Regions from separate parts of the Homo sapiens genome. Here region 1 is linked to region 2. Evidence: chromatin loops called from intact Hi-C (ENCODE). Cell type or tissue: heart right ventricle. All regions are shown on one strand.

Region 1 (8,000 bases), 84 kb before region 2:
TAGAATGTCTCCAGGACCATAGCAGGGGCAGAAATGAAGCAACCAGTGCAGAGGCTACATGGAAGCCTCTGCTCATGCGCATTTCAGTGGTCGAAGCCAATCTTACAGCCCCGCCCTGTTGAGGGGTGGGCACATGGAGTCCAGCGGGGCCTTGAGGAGAACCGTCCCCAGGTGCCACTTCCCTGCAACTCAGCAAGTTTGCATTTCTGAGCACAGAAGTTGGGAAGCTTCAAAGGAAGAGACGACACCTTTCCAAAGTAAGGCTAGTGTGGCTCTGACGGCTATGCTTGCACTGCTGTGTGCAAGCATATACCCACTAATACTGCCCATGAGTGTCCTGCCTCTGGGCAGGGGCTCTTGCTGGGTCCAGAGTGTGGTCAGATGCAGGCTGACTCGCCGTCCAGCCAGGACCAGCACCTTCATTGGCCCTTGCCAGCTTCTCTGTTCTGGAGAGCACCATGGCTTACAAATTACCTCCAAATAAGCAACCCTTGGAAATTAGGAACATACCCTTTAAAATCAATGGAAGGGGAAGTGTTTGAAATTCAGCAGGGAGAACATCAAAAGACAGCATTTCTCAAGTCTCTTCGTGTCTGAGAAGTAAATGAGGAGAGTTCCTTATGGAAGCTTCTGGGCAACTTTAAAATGCATCACCACCTGCTATTTGTCTCTATGCAGCTTCCTGTGTTGGCTGGGTCTTATTATCTCTGCCACAGGACAGACAGACAGATGCTTCAAGCAGGAGGAAGTGCTGGGGAAAAGCTGAAGGAGCTGAAGCAGGACCTTCCTGCCTCAGGCCTGGCAGCCCCCAGACTTACTGCTTATAAGCTGTGCAAACTCCGGCTCCAGCTCCAGCTCTCAACTGCAGAGTACAAGCTGCCTGCATAGCAGAGCACCTGGGCTTATTTTTAGCATTTTCAGAAAGTTATAAATTTAATTACATGCCTTATAGGGAGGCAAAACAAAGTACCAAGTGAGCCTGGGATGAATAAAAAAAAAATTGCATTGTGAGAATCTTATACAAGAAAACTTTCTTCTACAAATCTGGAAATAGCTGTACCTCCATGACTTACCAATCCTGGCCTTTAAGTGGGGACAGAGGACACCGTGGCTGCCTGTGACCTGGCGTCCTGATGATTTTTGTCGATTGCAAAGCTTACCAATCACAGTGCAGGGTGCTGGCAGTGTTTCTTTTGCTGCTATGACGAGCTAGGAACCAGATCCACGGGTTTCTGCCTGTGCCTCCAGGCCATCCTTGGGCAGAGTCAGGAAAGATCCTTGGGTCTTCTTGGCATTTGGAGAGCATCCGGGAGCTCTGGGTGGGCACTTGCTGGCTAGCAGCACAGAAGAGTCACTCCCTTGTCCTAGCAGCTGTTGAAGCCACATCCTGCAGGGATCCACAGAGGGTTGTTCATGAATGCCCACCGGTAGGCCCCATGGGACCCACCAGGAGACTAGCACACAGTCCATGCCTCAGAGGGTGGAAAGGAGGAAGGGCCTCGATCAGTACAGGTAAAGCAGGAGGAAACCAGGCCACTGAGGTCGGTGTCCTCAGGGCTGTAATGTGAAGACCCATGATGGCCCTGGACGGGAGGACTGTGAGGAGCTAAGAACCTTCTCCACCCAGATCTCCTGACTGCCTCACCCTCCCTCTGCCAGAGCTCATCTGCCCTCCCGCTCCAGGCTAAACCACCTACCTCCCCACAGGCATTATCTGGATGCAGTGTGGGTTTGGGAGGCGAGAAAAACGGGGTCCCACACGCGCTCACGCCCAGGCCGGGTTCGCTCTCAGGACCTCGTCCTCCCATTCGCTGTCCCCTCTACCAGCCCGTGAGCTTCGCTGCGGCAAGAGAGTGCTTTCCCTCTCTGTACAGGCAATGCCCCGCACTGGCACTCTCAGACAGAAGGATGGATAGACGGACACACTGAATTAGAGCTGAACAAAAGGATTTTTCAAAGTCCACCCCTCCTGCAGCCACCGCCTGTAAAGGAGGCACTTTCTGTTTGAAGACAGAATGGATGCACAGTTGGATGTGGATGAATATTGTGCCTTTTATGCAAAGCTGGATGGAGAAGCCTCTGGCCTGATGGGTGCGCACAGGGAGGGGGGTCCAGGGCCTTCCTACCATCAGAGGCAACAGGCGAGTGAGAGCTGTGAGGAAGGCCATGAGCGGAGGCCATCCACGGCTCTTCCTGATAGAAGAAAGGCTCCAGGGCAAGATAGGTTGCTTCTTAGCTGAGGCTTGGGAAGCCCCGGGTAGGCGAGAAAGGGGTCCTATAACTTCCTTAACAGACCTCCCCTTTCCTTGTTGACGTTTTGAGATTTTCATTCACCAAACTGGAGTCGGGTTGTGGATGTTCTCCTCCCATATTCCACTGTTTTGATCCATTCGCCTTAGTAATATTGTGGGAATTCCTTGTTAAGCTTTTGATCACAACTTTCACTTTTTGGTTCCAGTTATTGGCCCAGTAAGACAAAGGCAGAAAGGGGAAGAGGTTCATCTTCTCATCATAGACACCTAGAGCAGGGGCAGCAAACGTTCTAAAGGAAGCAGCCAGATAGTAAATAATCTAGACTTTGCAGCCAGGTAGTATCTGCCGCAGTGACTCAGCTCCACCCTGCAGTATCAGAGCAGCTGGAGACAGCAGTGGATGGTGGGCATGGCTGGCTGCCAATAAAACTTTATTCACAAAAGCAGAACACTGGGCCAGATCCAACCTGTGGGTGAGAATTAAATATCCAGCAGCAAATTTGGAACTCCTACGGGGGCAGGTGGCTTGTGGGCAGCAGTGGAGGGGAGTTTTGGCCTCCATCTTCAGTGGTGAGCAAGCAGTTCCCCTCACCAGCTGAGAGTGCTGAAGTTATGTGGGCAGAAGGCGTGGCTGCTGCCTCTCCCAGGACAGACTCCCTCACTGGGGCTCCCCGGCCACTGCCCTCCCCGAGAGGGAGATCGAGAGGCACGCGGGGCCTCTGGCTACACAAGCTGCTTGCTCCTCTTTGCAGAATCAAGCAGAAGAATCAGCCATAAATGTTTTATTCTAGAGTTTTCTTTGGGAAGCAAGTTCATGAGGGTCTGATTTACACCCCGTGTAATGGAGTGGTAGCGAGTGATGAATAATGCATGCCCATTTCACTGCTCCTTGGGGTGATGACAGTGTTTTCTGGACTTACATTAAACATTTAAATGAGGAGATGTTTCTTCTTGGGGTCTTCATCTGTTCCATAGTGTCAAAGAAAGAGACTCGGAGCCCCCGTACAGCCTGCCAACGCCCAGACCCTCTTTTTTCCCTTTTAGTAATCCCAGCAGGGAACTAATACGGCCTGGTTCCCAGCCACTGCTTAGGGGCCCCATTAAAATGCAGCGGAGGAGGCTCTAGTGTCTGGTTACAACCTGGCGGTTTAGAATCGGGGAACCGCGGCCACAGCACTGCAGCCATTGCTGACACCAGGCTTCCAACCAGGGGAGGCTGGAATTTGATGAAACACATCGCCGTCACAGATGACAGCCCAATCTTTACTGACTAGCAGCTCCAGCGCTGTGTGCCATTCACCTGTGAGCTCTGTGACAGGGAGAGAGATGCAGGAGCAATGGAGCTTGCCTGGATCCAGGGCACTGCACAGTCAGACTGAGCTCCAGCCCTGACCTCGGTGCGGAGGGCCCCTGCAGCTCCGTGCACCCAGGGGGCAGCATCAGCGTGCACGCTGTCACTTTACTGTTTGCTTGTGCTAAGTTCCATCAGACAGGCCATCCTCTCCTACCTGTAGCCCTGCCAGCCGACCTTGCACTACTGGGCTCATGTGAAATGCTCACAGGCTGTGTTGTTGAGCATCCTGCCCGAGGGAGGGATTGCTGGAGTTGTTCTGTAGGGTCAGTGACTCAGAGAACTGGGCCACTGCATGTCAGCCAGCTCCTTCGGAACATGTGTGTCCACTTGCCTAGGCCAAATCCTGGCAGGTATCCATTATGGAGCCTTTTAAAAAGACCGTGGTGCAAACGTACTTTATTATAGTCAGAGCCCTTTCCTGGGCATGGGCTGCTAGGCGCGACTTCGTGGGAGACAGGGCTGCACTTGGCTTTGAAGTCGGAGCAGAGATTTCCATTGGATGATCTTGGAGATAGGATGAACATCTGTCTGAGGGCTGTGTCCCCAGTTATTTTTACTCAAAGGCACCTGGAGCTCTTTCTCTTTTCTTGTTTTATCACTGGCTGACTCCCTCACTCCTGCCAAGTCTTTACTAATCCCTTAAGGCCTAGAATCATTTAAAATTAAGCCATTAAAAATCAAAGCAGCATCAGAGAGGTGGCTCGTGGTTAGGAGGAAGCCAGGCCTGCGTCCAGGGCCAAGCACCATGGTTGGAGCTGGAGGCAAGGAGCCCTCAAGTCCCTGGTGTCACAGTCAGCAACTCTCAACCTCGTTATGAATACTTCAGGGGAGAGGCGCCATTGGTTGGGGGCTGAAAGTACATCCAGGCAGTGCGCAGCTCAGGCTTTGCAGGATGCTGGCCGTGTGGAAGTCTGTGCCTTTACTCAGGAGTTCCCAATTACAGTCATTTAAAGGAGAGGCCCCTTTCCCTGCAGTTAGTTCCTGCCAGGGTTAGCAGTGGCTGCTCATCTCTGCCCCTCAGCAGGCCTCGTGTTCTTGGGAGTCACATTCTGTACAGCTGGGCCTGTGGCCCCCAGTAGCGTGCTGCTGAGCCTGTCAGTGGGAGGACCCCTGACCCCCTCCCACCTTGGCCACCAGCAAATTGCTGCTCGTTTGCATCCGTAGCAACAGAGACCAGATTCAGAGGATGGACTGACCCCATCAGCATCGGGAAGCCACGACCAGTGTGCCACTCATTTCTTTGTACTTTTAGTTTTCATATCCCTGAGGGCAGAGCCCAGCCCAGCGTTGCCTCCTACACAGCAGGATGTCCCTCGCACCCCTCGCCCTGGGTACCACACCACACACCCATGCTAGGAAGGCCGGCCACACGGGAGCCACGCTCAGCCATGTCAGTTTTAGGCATTCTTCATCTTGACCTTTGGGAAAAAGCATTTCCACACATCTGACCTCTCTCTGCTCTTCATTCCAGCTCTAAGTAATAGCTTACTGTTAAATCCCACATATTTGCTTGGAGCTTTTGCCATATCAAGTGTCAGCTGAAGGCCAGGATTCCAGTGAAGCCGGCAGAATGTCTCCCTCCTGCTGTCTTTAGGGACAGCCTGTGTCAGGGTGGCCAAGGCCCCAGACCCCTGAATGGGCCCTGTGGCAGCTCCCACTGTCCACACCTCAGGTTCCTTGGCTGAGCCCTCCCGAGCCTCCTGACACCGAGCCCTGTGGGTTGCTTTACGTTGGACTCACGCAGGGCAGTCGGTGGATGCCGGCACAGATGGGATGGTGAGCCTTCGGCCGCCGTGGTCCACGATGCGTGTGCTCCGCACAGTGTGCACTCTCAGCCTAGCCTTCAGCCTCTGCCCAGCAGACAAAACACAGTCTCCTTGGTCTCTCCTGGCCAAACACATTGCCCCCCTTTCATTGGAGTATGGCTTGAGCAGCTCCAGGACATTGGGAGGTGGAGATCCAAGTGCCGGGGCAGGCTTCAGGCAGGCCACCCTCCCAGTGTGGCCCCAGCGTGGCTCTGGCTGTGCTTTGCTTGTGCTATGCTGGTTTGGGACAGCTTGGCTGTTTCTGGAGCATTTATCTGAACAGGACAGCAGGCATGGTAACAACAGCAGGACCAGTGCGTGCCTATCATCTTAGGTTCCCACTCTTCCCGCTGCTGCAGAGCAGAGTGCCAGTGCCTGGGAGCACAGAACTGCCAGCCCAGCCCCTGCTGGTGCTGCAGGGTCACCCCTGCCCTTTGTCAGCTCCCAGGATCCCCTGACAAAGATGGCACATGGGGGATCGAGAAAGATACGGGCTTACCGTCAGCCAGACCTCAAGTGTTAACTCTGTTATTCTTCTCATACCACTGTGGAAATGTTTCAGGAAACCATTGTCACTTGATATTAAAGTGTAGATTAAAAAATAATAAAATTATCCCAAAAGGCAACTCCCCAAAGGAGCAAAGTTATGGTTTGGTATGTAAGTTTCCTGACTTCTTGCCATGAAAATACACGTATCACTGTCAGAAATTAGATAAGCCTTCATATGCAATGCTGTCACCTCCATTTCCACTCTGCATACCCTACATGGCCCTCCAGGCCTGTCCATGGAGACCACGGCACAGGCGGCAGTGGGGCATTCTGTGTCCTTGTCAGCCTGCCAGCCCCACACCCTGGAACTTCAGGAGTGCAGGTTTTTCGTATCATAAACAGTGCTGCTGCGAAATCCTTACCTGTACCTCCTTTCTGACTTGTCTGATTATCATTATTTTATATATATATTTTTTGAGATAGAGTCTTGCTCTGTCGCCCAGGCTGGAGTGCAGTGGCGTGATCTCAGCTCACTGCAACCTCCGCCTCATGGGTTCAAACGATTCTCCTGCCTGAGCCTCCCAAGTAACTGGGATTACAGGTGCTTGCCACAATGCCCAGCTAATTTTTGTATTTTAGTAGAGACAGGGTTTCACCATGTTGGCCAGGCTGGTCTCGAACTCCTGACCTCAGGTGATCTGCTTGCCTTGGCCTCCCAAAGTTCTGGGATTACAGGCGTGAGCCACCACCCCAGGCCTGTCTGGTTATTTTAGGATTCATTCTTAACAGGAAACTGCCGGGGCTACAGGCTTTTTTTCCTGCCCTGTCTCTGTCTGTCTGTCTCTTTCTATCTCTGTCTGTCTACCTCTGTCTCTCTCTGTGTCTCTGTGTCTTCCTGTCTGTCTCTCCCGCTCTAGAATGGAGAACAGCTTTGTCTACAAGCCCAAATCACCAGGACCTGGGGCTGTATGAGAACGTCTCTGGCCCCCACATTCCCCTCCCTATTCTGTGCTCTGGGGCAGCACGCCTGCCCCCACCAGCCCTCCACACAGCATAGACATGTCATGAGGGCCATGCCTTGTAGGACCTGAGTTTGCAGACTTCTCTGTTACTAACTATGGCAGAATGGGACAGAAACCAGGGGACTGTGGGTCCACTGGCCCAAGCCAGGAGTGAGGGCTTTCCCTGCAGGGAGCACACTGGGGTCTTCCGCATCCCATGAGTGGGATCAAGAGGTGTAACTCCCCACCAGTGGTCCAGCAGGGGCAGTCACCTGCCCCAGGAAGCGCCTGTGCATGTCAGCATTCCCAAGACCAGTGGGTCCTTCTAGGTCCTTGGCTTCCTTGGCCATTCCACAGCATGCAGCTCAATGGACAATGACATTCCCTCTGAAGCACCATCTCCCCTGGGCTATGGGTCTCCTTCTGTTTATTGGGCTGCCCCATCTTGGCCTCCTTCAGGGCCCTCTTCTGGGTGGTGTCCCGCAGATGGGGCCAGGGCATGCTCCCTCCTCACTGTCTCCCAGGCCACTGCACCGTCTACCCTGTTGGCTTCAGGACAACGATCACGAGCCTTTGTTGAGGGCCTATTCTGTGTACTTAGAGTGACTGCTTTATAGCCTGTGGGTTGTCTGACTTCATACTCCAGCTGTCTAGACCATGCAAGCTGCCACAACCCCATCTTCTCATGTCTTGGGGACTCTGTCCTCCACTGCTTGATTTCTATAGTCTTGGGAGCTATTGATTCAGGTTTCATCTGGTTTTTCAGTTTTTTCAGGCAGGAGGGTAAACCTGGCCCCTGTTACCATCATGGTCAGAGCAGAAGTTCATGACCCTCAATGGACACGAGGAGCAATCAGAGGCTCACAGACGCCATCTTGGCTACGGTCACAAACACAGGTCACACACCTGGGAGCTAAGGGCTTTGCCACAAGACTGCATTGCCTCATAGATCAGCTATACATACATGACCCCAGATCTGCTGCCCAGGCCAGTCCCTTCTGAGCTCCTGATTGGCATTACCAGCACCCTCATCATCCACACTGAGACATCTCCAGGCACACCAAACACTGCGTGTCCAGCACTGAGCCCATGGCCTCTG
Region 2 (8,000 bases):
GCTTGGGTGGTGAGTGCTGGATGAAACGAGTCTGGGAACTGGAGTGTTATTTCATGTTCTGCATCCATCTGATTCCTGAGTTTGGGATTGCAAAGGAGCCATCAGGAAATGTGTCAGGACCAAGTGTTTCTGAGTGCAAATAGTGGGAGACTAGGCAGTGAGTGGTCTGTGCCCCCTCAACCCTGGGGGATCCTGGAGCAGGCCCCTGGGCTGAGTCCCCAGTGGGCCTATGTGTCCCACTCAGGGAGCAGCTCTTCCCTCGCAAGCCTCAACCCACTCGGCGTCTTAGAATTGTGATGTTACTCAAGACGGCTTCAAGTCTATATCCCTTGAATTATCATGGCTTCAAGGGTATATAGTCCGTCAGACTGAACCCTTTGAAATTGCCCATATTCATTCATTTCGATGCTTACTAGCAACTTCACATAGTTCAGCCTAGGTTTTTACCGATCTGGAAACTGAGTCTGGTTGAGGCAACATGGCCCACTAAGGCTGTGGGCTGTGGGGCTGCAGGTGCTTGGGTTTCACCTGGGGCTAGAGGCGTACCTGGCTTGGATCCCCCTGTGTGAGTTATCCATCCTAAAAGGGCTCTCAGGTAAAAGCTGGAGGCATCACAGAGAGATACGATGGCTGTCAGGTTAGGATGGTAGAAAGATATGATCCTTACTGAGTGCCTACACATTGTAACATTGCTGAAATAATAAAACACAAACAACCTCCCAAAAAGACAGTCCTGGTGTTTCTGCCAGAACCTTTCCTCCCTTGGCCGTTCGGGTGCCTGCAACCCGGGAAGGCAGCCTCTGCCCTGAACACCTGCTGCCCTCCCAGACGCCATTCCCAGTGCCAGGTGGGGAATGAGACGGGGTCTATCTAGATCAGAGGTCTAGTTTTCTATCCTCACATATTCTTCTGTATAGTTTTCTAGCTTCACAGGTTCTTCGTCAAGGGCCAGATGGTAAACACTGCAGATGTTGCAGTCCTGCTGTGTCTGTGGTGACCACGTCCTCTGCCTTCACGGTGGAAGCGTGGCCACACACTGTATGTAGATGAATGGGCCGGTGTCCCAGTAAACCCCTACTTGTGGACACTGAAATTTAAATTTCGTACAATTTTCGTAGGTCATGAAATAGTCTTCTGATTTCTTTTTCAACCATTTCAAAATGTGACAACATTCACAGCTCTAAGACTACACAAATTAGCCGCAGGCGCAGTTTGCCAGCCCTGACAGAGATGATGCCTAGCGCCAAGCCTATGGGGCTAGGCCTGGGGCTCCAGAGTGGACAGGGCTCTCTGCAGAACCCGCAGCTACTGACTTCTGCTAACCAGTGAGAACGGAAGTCGCATGTACACCTGCTGTTAGCATCACAAGAGCTGGGTGTTCTGCACAGGGGTGACGTTCAGAACACTCAGCAGTGGGCATGGATTCCGGCTACGCATGCCCAGGACAGCCAGGCCCTGCCTTCTATGTTTCCCCAAGCGCTACATGTGTGTAGTCTCAGTGAACCTTCCCACGAACCCTATGAAATCAGTTATCCTCGTTTTACAGATGAGGAAACCGAGGTTTTGTAAAAGGCTAGGTAACTGGCCCAAGATCACACAGCTAGTTAGTGGCCAAGCCAGAGATTCAGCTGAGGACTTTCTGACCTCATGGCCCACGCCCTGAGCTACCTCTCTGTAGGGTGCGCAGTCAGCAGCACCCCCAGTCCTGTGTAGTCACAGGGCCTATTATCAGCTTGTGGACATCGTGGGACATGTCACAGCTCCTCCAGGGGCTGCACCATTGTTGGGTCCTGCAGATCCATCAGCACTGCCATGCCAGTCCCAGCCCCTACAGCCACACCCACAGGGAGAAGTGCCTTCCCCTCTACAGGGCCCCAGGCCCTTGGGGGACTGGGTTCACACTGCACACCACACTGTGCAAACATACACTCACCACACATACACCATACAAACACATACCCCACATACATCATACAAACACACACACCACACATACACCATACATACAAACATACACATACACCACAGATACATCATATAAACACACATACCCCACATACATCATACAAAACACATACACCACACATACGCCATGCAAACACACACACCACACATATATCATATAAACACTCACACATTACACATACAGCATATACACACGCACCACACACACTGCAAACACACACCCCACGTACACCATAGAAACACACACCATGCACACCATGCAAATATACGTACACCATACAAACACACCCCACATACGTCATACAAACAGACACATGCCACACACTGCAAACACACATGGTACAGACACCACACACACCACACATACATCATGCAAACACAGACTACACACATGTGCAAACACACTCCACATACACTATACATACAAACACATACCCCACATACACCATACAAACACATACCTCACACACACCATTGCATACCCACACCCTTCACACACCATACACATACATACCATACACACTGCACACACCCCACACACAATACACACAAACCACACACACTGCAAACNCACACCCCACACATGCTGCAAACACACACCATACACACACATATTATACAAACACATCACACACCATACACACACCACACACCATACATACACACCATAAACACACACCATATACATTATGCAGACACACACACTGCACACCAAACATGCACTGCACACACACCAGGCAAACACACATAACACACAGATACACACACTATACACAAATTGTACATCAAGCAACCACATAATACAAACACATATTCAGACACACAACACACACCCACCTTCTCTTTCCTTCTCTCCTCCTCCTCCACTTCCTCCACCTCTCATCCTCTCCTAAGGAGTCTCCTCCGCATCAGAACCTCCCTTCATGGGACCAACACCTGCTGCCTGTGTTTTCCGGATGGGTCCTGGCCCTTGTCTGGAGTCACAGAGTTGGTCTGCCGGCTCGTGAGAATGACAGACTTTGGGATAGTTCAAAGCTGTTCTCATGTCTCCCCTAGGATCCTTCTTCCCCAGACCCCTCAACTTTATCTTCAAAGACATGACTTCCAGACACCTCAATAAAAAGTATTGAAAGACCCTGTTTCTATAAAGTCATGGGCATCTCTGATGAATTAGAAAATTCAGAGACTCACTCCCGTTCTCTGAGTGTTCCATCTAATCAGGGGTCATTGTACCCAGAGACTCTTTGGTGGCTCCTTGCACCCAAGCACTCTGTAGCACTCATTAAAGAGAAGTGTTTCCAAAAAACAGCCTGAAACCAAACTGCTCATGAGCCCCAGAAGTGCCCCCTCCCCTCAACATGGTAGCCACAGGCTGCCTGGTATCCTGGGGAGCCCTAGCAGGTCGGAGCTGAGGGCATGACTGGGAAAATGCTGACTCCTCGGGCTGGGACAGCACCAGAGAGCACTTGGACTTGGGCCCTGCAGACTTGTGAGTAAAACTTACTTCCAGGCTTACTTTGGAGGAGGAGCTGCTGGGCTGCGCCCTGTGCAGAGGTGAGAGTCCCTGCAGTGGGGCCAGAACACTCAGCTGCCAAGCACTCCTGGAGGGCCTCAGGTGTGCAAGGCCCACCTGTGATCATGAAAGTGGGAATGCAGGCAGCAGGGCAGTATGGGCTGTCAGGGTCAAGGTTTCCACCCCAAAATGCCAAGGAGGAATGGGCAGTGTTGCTGCCTGCATTTCTTGGGCCTTTCCTGTGCCCAGACTCCTCCAGATCTCAACCATCTCTTTCAAGACTCTGGAAAGAGAGCGGGCGCTGCTCTCCTCTCCACTCTCAGAGGAAGGACATTCAAGTAGAAGGTGCTGCAGAGGGAGCTCCTCTGAGAAAGGACTAGGGGAGTGTACTGTGAGCAGCAATCTGGGGCCGGGTCAGCGAGGCTGGCAGGCTCAGCTGCCCTGCCCCAGCAGCTGGCAGGCAGCAGGCCAGTCTCGTAAGTAGACTTATGAGCCAAGCCCACGAGCCTGGGGTGTAAGTCACCTAGAGGGCCATGCCCCGTTCCTTCCAAGAGGACCTCATCTTTAGGTGTCTGGCATATTCTTGTCCTGCGGACTATGTGCAGAGGGAGCTGAATTTCCAGAAGTTGCTTGTGGAACTCAGAATACGGGTGTGGTCATGGGAAATGCAGGCAGCAAATGCACATGGCATCAGGTTAGAACCGTCTAATGCCCCAGTTCCCCAGCTACACCAACCCTGGTCTGTTCTGGTGCAGGGCCAGGCAAGCTGAGTTCTGGGACCAGCCCCTCCTGCCCACTGGATGCCTGCCTCCTGGCTCTTCTGCACCTTGGCAGTATCAAGTATCGTAGAGAGGCTTTGAGTAGACAGACACTCTGGGCCACCTACCGGCCATTTCATCCTGAATATCTTTCATTCCTTTTTTTTTTTTTTTTTTTTTTTTTTTTTTTTGAGACAAAGTCTCACTCTGTCTGCTGGAGTGTGCAGCGGTGCAATCTTGGCCCACTGCAACCTCCGCCTCCCAGATTTAAGCAATTCTTGTGCCCAGCTTCCCAAGTAGCTGGGATTGATTACAGGCGTCCACTGACATGCCTGGCTGATTTTTGTATTTTTAGTAGAGACGGGGTTTCGCCATGTTAGCCAGGCTGGTCTCAAACTCATGGCCACAAGTGATCCGCCCACCTCGGATTCCCAGAGTGCTGGGCGTGAGGCGTGAGCCACTGCACCTGGCCCCCTTTCTTCATTTTTATAGTCCTAGTTTCCACATACATAAAATGGGGATAATAATACATGTCTGGGTATAATACTTGTAAATCACCTAGATTAACACCAGAAAAAGTATGAGTGCACACTAAACACAACAATAATAATATATGCTATTGTGTCCAGAGTTGGTTCCTGGTGGGTTCGTGGTCTCACTGACTTCAAGAATTGAGCCACAGACCTTCGCGGTGAAGAGCAAAGGACAAAGCTTCCACATGGAAGGGGACCCACCGGGTTGCCCTGGGGTGGCCAGCTTTTATTCCCTTATTTGTCCCCTCCCATGTTCTGTTTTTGTCCTATCAGAACGCCCTTTTTTCCATCCTCCCTGTGATTGGCTACTTTTAGGATCCTGCTGATTGGTGCATTTTACAGAGTGCGGATTGGTGCATTTTACAGAGTGCTGATTGGCGCGTTTTACAGAGCACTAATTGCTGCATTTTATAATCCTCTTGCTAGCTACAGAGCGCTGATTGGTGCATTTTACAGAGTGCTGATTGGTGCATTTTACAATCCTCTTGCTAGCTACAGAGTGCTGATTGGTGCATTTTACACTCCTAGCTGCAGTGCTGATTGGTGCATTTTACAATCCTCTCATAAGAAAGAAAAGTTCTCCAAGTCCCCACTCGACCCAGGAAGTCCAGCTGGCTTCACCTTTCACTATGACCTCTCTAATAGTAACATATGCTGTGACATCTATGATAATAGTAAGTCAGTGAGGGTGAGGGCACCTGCAGCACGGCCTGGCCGACTCCTGCCCCTTTGACCTGCTTCTCCCCAGATGTTCACATCGGATCAGCTCATCCTCAGCTCTTGATGGCCTGTGAGTTATATGGCTTTGTTAGGATTTCAGCGTTCCTTGATCTGATCCATTATGTGTGTGGTGAGCAGAATAATGGCCCCCAAAGATGTCTATGCCCTAAACCCTAAAAACTCATGACTATGTTACCATACATGGCAAAGAGAAATCAGGTTGCAGATGGAATTAAAGTTGCTAACCAGCTGACTTTAAAATAAAGAGATTACCCGGGATTATCCAGGTGGGCCCTGTGTAATCACAAAGGGTCCTTATGAGTAGAAGAGAGAGGCAGAGGAGAAGGTCAGAGTGGCATGATGTGAGCACTCCCCTTTGAAGATGGAGGAAGAAGCCTCCAGAGAAGGGATGAAGGCAGCTTCTAGCAACTGGAAAGGCAAGGAAACAGCTTCTACCCTAGAGCCTGCAGGAGGAACCAGCCTTGCAGATGCCTTGATTTTGGCCCAGTGAGACCACGTTGGAGTTCTGATGGACGGAACTATAATATATTTTTATAGTATGATGCCACTACATTTATGGTCATTCGTTATAGCCATAAACAACTAATATGTGTGTTGATATTACAGTTTAGTGTCCAGGGTATAGAAGTATTCTTATCCCCAAGTTCCTAGCAGACACCACTCTGTTACCAGCACATTCCATGGACTCAGGGGCTCATTCGTCTTCCTGTGTTGGAGCAAGTGCTCTGAAAAGGCTACCACATGGAGGGCCACTTTGCAGACTCTGTTGTCAGGGAGGGAAGCAGACGACCCCCAAGGAAAGCAGAACATCCAAACCTCGCACACAGAGCTAATGGTAATAATAATGGAATGAGAATTCATTCTGATTTTGCCCATTTGGATTCCTTGAGCCCTGTGTCTGAAAATTAGCTGTGGTTGCCATAACCTTAATTATACTCAGCAGGGCAGAGTTGCTTGCTGATTTATGACGCACAGTTGTGACCTGGGAGTAGCTGTCATCCTCAGCTGCTGACACGGACACGACAACGGCGCTCTGTGTCTATAACGGGGAGTATCAATTACTTTCCTGCAGCAGGAAGAACAGCTCAGAGTCTTGGAATGATCTGGACAGAAACGTTAAACACTTGTCTCGTATAAATTCAGCCCACATCCATCTGGGCTCATTAAATCATTGAATTGCTCAGAAGCACCAAATTACATCTTTCTAACAAATTATATTTTTAAAGCTGCTTGTTTATTTCACATCTGGAAGTTGAGGCAAAAGCCAAAACTTGCATTCAAAGTCTGAGAAATCATCTCGCCCTTTGCCTTCCTTTCTTTCCTTGGGGAAGAGAGAGGAGGAGCAGGTGTTTGGAAGAGGTGGAGGATGGCAGAAGGCCACAGGTAGGATGGCGCTGATCCTGTGGGCCCTCGCAGCCTCAGTTTGTGTGTATGCTGTCTGATTTCACAGACCGCTGGCTGCATCCCGGCAGCCATCTGTCCTCCTTGAAGGAGGGCCAGCAGGAAGCCCTCACAGAGACGCTGAGCTGGGAGGAAGGAGGTGCCTCCGCCTGCCCTCCTTCCTTCCCGCCTGCATGTCCCTGAGAGCAGAGTCTGGTTCGCCGGCAGATAGCCCATGGGAACCAGTCCAACCATCGTGCACCCGTAGATGCTCTGAGACACTTAGAGTTGGCTGGTATTCGGGACTGCGACCCAGAACCTGGCCTGTTCTGCTTCCCCAGGAGTAGGAACACTGCACCCCCAAGTCAGCCTCAGGAGCCCATCCTCCATGCCTCCTCCTCTTGCCAGCCTGGTGCAAGCTGGGCCTGTGTGCCCAGGGGCTGTGCACTCCATAGGACTGGGCCTTGGTCTCCTGTCTGCACATTTTTCCTGAGCCTGGCACCAAGCCAAACTGCCCCAAAGCCATGGCTTCTGCGCCCCAGGCTCTGTGAACACGTGGGGTGGGGAAGGGCAAAGGCTTCCTCCCTGAGCATGCACTCAGCTCGATTTTCAGACACCAATGTGCAAGCATTCCCTCCCAGAGCTGCTGAAAATCCACATTCCCTAGTTCATTCCCCCTAAGTAGTATCAAGTAGGTCCAGGATGGGCCCAGGGAACTGTGGGGGGTCCTGAAGTATGTGAGCCACACTTGGAGCAGGTGTGCAGTAATCCCTGTGGCGATGGGGCTTGCAGACTGGTGCAGGAGGCAGGATGGGTTGGGTAAACAGGTGAATGGCTGGGCAGTGGAAGATGGTAAGAGCTGGGAAAGGGCAGGCCCGGCGTGGCCACACAGGGAAGGGCGTTCTGGGCAGAGGGAGCAGCATATGGAGGAGCCCTGAGGTGGGTGCACCTGGGGTCGCTAGGGCGCGGCAGGGCAGAGCTGGTGGAGTGGGAAGGGCGCAGTGTGGAGGGCCTGGGAATGCTGGGGCGTTTAGACTGTGGCCCCTCCTCTGAGAGGGATGGGGACTGCTGGAGCCCTCTGAGCCTTTGCCCAAAAGGAGCCTCAGCTGT

Evidence for each region. Hi-C counts contacts between places; a loop is a spot of excess contacts. Peaks named below come from ENCODE experiments on the same cell type or tissue, not always from the same donor. Only the 100,000 strongest peaks of a DNase experiment are listed, where the experiment ranks them.
Region 1: a loop joins it to region 2, with 2.0 times the contacts of the local background. A loop is called at or near these places in 3 of 110 quality-filtered maps.

Annotation. Positions count from the first base shown.
Region 1 is chr2:109,406,757-109,414,756 of GRCh38, forward strand. All of the region lies in intron 4 of SH3RF3 (SH3 domain containing ring finger 3), which reads left to right. It also overlaps a transcript of RANBP2 not described here. Among named protein-coding and RNA genes, the nearest start is that of MIR4266, 97 kb to the left of the region's middle. In heart right ventricle, no CTCF peak of the experiment used is centred here; a DNase peak (open chromatin) is centred at 3,869.
Region 2 is chr2:109,491,083-109,499,082 of GRCh38, forward strand. The region is part of intron 9 of SH3RF3 (SH3 domain containing ring finger 3); the gene reads left to right. It also overlaps a transcript of RANBP2 not described here. Among named protein-coding and RNA genes, the nearest start is that of SEPTIN10, 120 kb to the right of the region's middle. In heart right ventricle, a CTCF peak has its summit at 4,363 (motif pointing left); DNase peaks (open chromatin) are centred at 4,289 and 6,978; H3K27ac peaks cover 1,770 bases.